2 separate regions of the Homo sapiens genome follow, and region 2 is linked to region 1. Evidence: read pairs that join two places in POLR2A ChIA-PET (ENCODE). Cell type or tissue: OCI-LY7. All regions are shown on one strand. Each heading gives the region's core, and the rest is flanking DNA. Links, peaks and the distances in the headings are about the cores only. Region 1 overlaps LINC01206 (long intergenic non-protein coding RNA 1206). Region 2 overlaps ATP11B-DT (ATP11B divergent transcript).

Region 1 (2,925 bases), core at 262-2,761:
GAAAGTTGATGGATAGTTCACCAGACTAAGCTCAAATTGATTTGGCTTTCAGTTGAAATGAGGCAAGCTAAAGAACAGAATATCTTTAATTAGCAATATCATGGTTTATATAAACCCAACAAGGCCTCATATCATTTTGGTACTAGGATAATGTTTTTCTTAACGTCATAACATTAGTAAAATTGATCCGTAATGGTGTGTGTGTGTGTGTGTGTGTGTGTGTGTGTGTGTGCGATTTATGTAATTTGAGTGTTGGCTAGGATAGCTGCCGAAGTTTATAGCAATGTCAGGGTAGGATTAAATTGGTATATAGTCCAGACTGCCCAGTTTTGAATCCTGGCTTCATAACTAGCTTTATGACTCTTGATGCACAACAAGACATTCCTTGATCTCCTCAGAGGATTGGTTTCAGGACCCCCAGCAGATACCAAAATCCACAGATACTCAAGCTCCTTACATAAAATGATGTAGTGTTTGCATATAACCTATGCACATCCTCCATATACTTTAAATCATCTATAGATTACTCATAGTACCCAATATAATGTAAAATATAGTTATTATACCATATTGTTTATTATTTGTATTGTTTTTGAAGATTGTATTATTATTTATTTATATTTTTTCAAATATTTTCGATCCATGGTTGGTTGAATCCTTAATTGTGGTACCCATGGATACAGAGGGCCCACTGAACTTAACATTTCTGTCATTTGTGTTATCTTCTGTAAATGGGCTGAAGATAATAGTAAGACCTTCATGGATTTTTTTAAGGATGAAATGAGTTAATATATGTAAAGCGCTTTCACCAGAACTTGGCACATAGTAAATGTCCAATATATGTTAGCCACTGTACATGATACTGGGAGCAGATGAGAAATAGTGGTGTTTATGCATCCTGGGTTGAGGTTTGGTGTGGAGAATATGTGCCTGCTCTTGGCCTTTTCTCACATTATCAGGAAAGGCTAGAGAGGGAGTAGCTAGATCAGGGTGCTGTAGGTGTCCCTTACAGAAGAGCAGCCCCTGGGGAATAAACACAAGCTATGGAAGGAAGCTTGACCAGGCAGCTGAGTAGGTTTCATGATAGTTAGAGTAGGTGTATATGGATCAACATTAAAATGGTCAGGTCCCAGGCGCTGGTGCTACCATTTTGAGGCTGAGGTTCTTAGTGGAAACTGACAAGACAAGGTAGATTCTAGGGCCTGTAGAAACTCGGCAACTCATGTCTCAGACAAAGGGCTAGATCTGTTCTCCATAAAGAACTCTATAAGACAATTAAATAAGCCCACCACCGTATTAAAGGAGAGCAAAAAATAGAAATAAACAGTTTGCAGAAAAAGAAGTAGAAATGGCTTTTAAGCACATGAAAAGCCACTCAGCCCCACTCATAAAAGAAAAAATGTGAATTGCAACTACAGCAAGATTCCATTTTTCACCTATCAGATTGGCAATGTAAGAGTTTGATAATACTAAGAAATGGCTCTCTGCCAATTGGCGCAACTTTTACAGAAAGACATTTGTTAATATCTATCCAAATTAAAAATGCATATGCCTTTTCACCTAGCAGTTCCACAGGTAGCAAAATGTCCCACATATATATTCTCAAATGTGTGAAATAATCCATGAAAAGTTTATTCATGTAAGCATTGTTTGTAATAGCAAAGTTTTCAGAACGTCCTGAGAGCCCACCAATAGGACTGGCTAAATAAATAAGTTTGCGTCAATTTAATGCAACTGTAAACAAGAACAAAGAAGTACTTTTTGTGTAGACATGAACTCCAAGATTTTTTGCTTTTTTTAAAAAAGGCAAAGTGCAGAAAAACATGTCTAGTGGGCTACTTACTCCTTGTGTTTAGAAAGGGAAAACAGGCTATATACATACTTATCATCTTATGTTTATGCATATGCATAAATAGGTGATATAGATTATCTGTTATTTGAAATGCTTGAGACCAGAAGTGTTTTGGATTTAGATTTTTTTGGATTTTGGGATATTTGCATTATGTTTACCAGTGGCGTATCCCTAATTTGAAAATCTGAAATCCAAAATAGTCCAATGAGCATTTCCTTTGAGGGTCCTGTCAGGGCTCAAAACATTTCAGATTTTGGGGCAATTTGAATTCTGGATATTCAATTATGGGGATGCTTAACCTGTACATTATTTGCCTGTGTGGAGGAAAATTGGGGGATAAGTGAGAGAGAAACTTTCCACTTCATACCATTTAGTAGTGCTTGAATTTTTTTTTTTTTTTTTTTTTTTTGAGACGGAGTTTCGCTCTGTCGCCCAGGCTGGAGTGCAGTGGCGCGATCTCGACTCACTGCAAGCTCCGCCTCCCGGGTTCACGCCATTCTCCTGCCTCAGCCTCCCGTGTAGCTGGGACTACAGGCACACGCCACCATGCCCGGCTAATTTTTGTATTTTTAGTAGAGACGGGGTTTCACCGTGTTAGCCAGGATGGTCTCGATCTCCTGACCTCGTGATCCGCCCGTCTCGGCCTCCCAAAGTGCTGGGATTACAGGCGTGAGCCACCGCGCCCGGCCTAGTGCTTGAATTTTGAATCGTATAAATTCATTACCTATTCAAACTTTTAAAATAGAAATATTGCATCCTGATCTCTAATATAACCATGGAATTTAATGTGAAAAGTGTGTTTTGAAATACTGATGAATGCAATTAATCATATACCACCCTACTCCTGTTCCTTTTGATATCCAACAATATTTGAATAAATTTGATGCCCCAGGAAGACACTATGGGCTTATCCTATAGCTCCTTACATCCTGGTGTTTAGATCAAGTACTGCTGAACATGCACTTATCACAGTGTGAGATGGTTTTAGTGGCATGAGTAAGGCTTTGGAGGAGGCAGAGCTGAGCATAAATCCTGTTTATATTATCATTGGCTACATTAACTTGATTGAGTTG
Region 2 (2,925 bases), core at 287-2,786, 790 kb after region 1:
CAGTTCATCCAAAGATAGTATCAAGTTATTGAAAGGCAACTTAAAATAAGGAAGAAGGAAGGTACAGAACATATTTATGTTTTGTGTACTTTCTCACCTTTCAAAAAAGTGATCATTTTTGTGAGTTCTAATTCTCACATTGGCTTTGAGTATCAGTTCTGTGTAAGCATAAGTAGCCAAAAAATAAAGATGAATTCATGTAATTGCCCACAATAGATATATTTGAGGAATTTTCAAGAAAAGATGCAAATATGCAATGAGATGTTGTTTCTGATGAAATTCTTCACAAGGTGATAAAATATATAATCCTATTCAGTAGAGAAAAGTTTGCTTGAAGTCTGTTCTTTCTTTGCCTAAAGTCTGGTCTGGAAATCCTGAAATGATAATCAGAAGGAAAATGCTTTTTAAATGGAATAATTTGTAACCTAGTACTAGATTGATGATTTTGAGGAAGTGAAAAGTTGTCCTTTTTTTTTTTTTTTTTGAGACGGAGTCTCACTTTGTCACCCAGTCTAGAATGCAGCTGTGTGATCTTGGCTCACTGCAAGCTCTGCCTCCCGGGTTCACACCATTCTCCTGCCTCAGCCTCCTGAGTAGCTGGGACTACAGGTGCCTGCCACCAGGCCCGGCTAATTTTTTTTATATTTTTAGTAAAGACGGGGTTTCACCATGTTAGCCAGGATGGTCTCGATCTCCTGACCTCGTGATCCACCTGCCTCAGCCTCCCAAAGTGCTGGGATTACAGGCGTGAGCCACTGCACCCAGCCAAAAGTTGTCCTTTTAAAAAATGAGATAGAGCAGATTCTGATGCCCATCTGATAGCTCCATCACTATAGAAATATTTAGGGCAACAGATTGGCGAGGCTGTGTCCTTCAAGCAGACTGACCCTTGAAGAGTTCTGAAAGGCACACAACAGGAAGTGCCCTGGATCTAAATGATGGTGACCACCGGTCTCACTGCATAGTTTGGGATCTACTAAAGTTATTCAGTGTGCTTGGCTCTATATCACTTTGATGTTTTTCTCCATATACTCGGTCGTTGGCTTTCTTAGTTCATTTTACATTTACTGAGTACTCCTTAGACGCTGTGGGTACCAGAATGAATGAGCCACAAATGTCGACCTTAACAAGATCATAGTCTGTGCTTCCTATTGATGGTCCAAGATGTTCTCATCAAGAAAAACAGCCCTCTTTGTTTTGTCTGTGTTATAGCTGAGAATACTGTACTGAACTAGGAGATGTTTTTCTCTTGGGAATGATCATGTCTCACAGTATAACTAGCACAGAATTACATTAACAAGTTTACTCAACAATAAGAACCATATTTACCATTTATTCAGTGGTTGTTATGAGATGCTGGTAAACTTACTCTCTCGGAGTTTCTGTTACTTCACTTGGTACAGCTTAACTTTCCAGTTTCCCTGCATCACAGCACAGCTTCCTGTAACAGTTTGTTACTTCTGGTTCTTTGCCAGTCCAGCACTTTTCAACTTAATGTTTCACTCTTGCAATAACTTCCTATCTGACCTTTCTTCTCTCTCCAACCTATCACATATAGTGTCAATGGACTAGTACTCTGATTTCATCCTGCCATTAACCTGATCAGAAAATTCCAGAGATTGCCCATTTCCTGTAAACTCTTATGACTAGACAGAAACTCACCCCACACTATGCCTCCCCTTACTTACCCAATCTCACCTCTTATTACACCAAGTTAGTTGTACCTCAAACATCTTGAGCTTTCTTGACTCTGTATTTGCTCCTGCATTTCTTCCTGTTGGAAAGTCTTTCCCTCCTACCTTCATCCTCCCACTTCAAGTTCAGCTTAAATTCAGCTCCTTTCTTCTGAAGCCTTCCCCAACTGCTATTGCTCACATCAATTTTCTGAAATGAGTGTCTACTGTCAGTATAGTTCTTCAGGACTTAATCCCATACTGACTTGGATTGTTATTTAACTGATTCCCCTCTGCAACTTCTTTTTCTAACTAGATTTTAAACTACCCAGGGAAAAGAGGCTCACCTTAAAAGTTGCCTTTGCGTCTCCTCCTAGTTTTAGGCAGTTGTTATGCATACATTTGATGCTCAACACATGTAAGAAATAAGTGTGGATTGAATGAATTACCACTGGCTCCAAGCATTTTTTTCCCTTTCCTTTATAGCTGGTGCCTGCCTTCTTAAGTCCTTAAGTTCTGTATTTAGCCATCTCAATGTTTTTCAAACCTTTCTAACCATAACCAATAGGAGGAAATTGCTTTTATATTGTGACCTGATGTACATGTGTATGAAAAATTCACAAAACAATACGTGTAAGTACTTACTCTGTGTCATGTATTCTGCTGTTTTCTATTCTATTTTTTAAAATACAGATCATGACACACTAAACTGATTTCACCACCAGGTGGTTATACTTACAGTATTGTTGGGGCTCAGAAATCAACATCCCAAGTATAGTGTTTTGACATGCTGAACTGAAGAAGCCGCAAAATCTCTCTGGCCTCCCCTCTTTGCTCCACCATCTCTCCCAAAGCACAAGATGAAGTTGAAGTTCCTTTATCTGCCCAAGATCTAGACCCATCAAAAGGAATAATTGTTTTTCCTTCCCTTCCTGTAAGACCAAGAATGTAATCACACCTAATAGACCCTTTGACAAAATAACATACAAGTTAATTAATCTCTGTTCCCTGATCCATTCATCTTCCCTAGTAACTTCCTCAACAGAATTCCTCTTCTCCCCACTCCCATAACCTGTTTTGCCAGGATGGTATATTAGCTTGTCAACCACTTAGGGGGTTGGCAATCACTCTATGATTCTCCCCATGTGCACACTGTGTGCACATTAAGTTTATATGCCTTTTCTCTAATCTGCCTTTTTCAAGTTGATTTTTCTTCAAATCTTCAGAGGGCCAAGGGGAGAGCTTTCCCTTG

Evidence for each region. Peaks named below come from ENCODE experiments on the same cell type or tissue, not always from the same donor. Only the 100,000 strongest peaks of a DNase experiment are listed, where the experiment ranks them.
Region 2: POLR2A ChIA-PET joins it to region 1 with 8 read pairs; 1 of 35 experiments calls an interaction of 5 or more read pairs at or near these places.

What each region holds. Positions count from the first base shown.
Region 1 is chr3:181,995,648-181,998,572 of GRCh38, forward strand. All of the region lies in intron 5 of LINC01206 (long intergenic non-protein coding RNA 1206), which reads left to right. Among named protein-coding and RNA genes, the nearest start is that of LINC01206, 45 kb to the left of the region's middle. In OCI-LY7, for the core only: no CTCF peak of the experiment used is centred there; no DNase peak of the experiment used is centred there.
Region 2 is chr3:182,788,053-182,790,977 of GRCh38, forward strand. It overlaps ATP11B-DT (ATP11B divergent transcript), which reads right to left. Exons shown (of 3, transcript NR_187316.1): 2 at 98-374. Among named protein-coding and RNA genes, the nearest start is that of ATP11B-DT, 3.8 kb to the right of the region's middle. In OCI-LY7, for the core only: a CTCF peak has its summit at 2,391 (motif pointing right); DNase peaks (open chromatin) are centred at 509, 1,449 and 2,399; H3K4me3 peaks cover 739 bases; H3K27ac peaks cover 1,319 bases.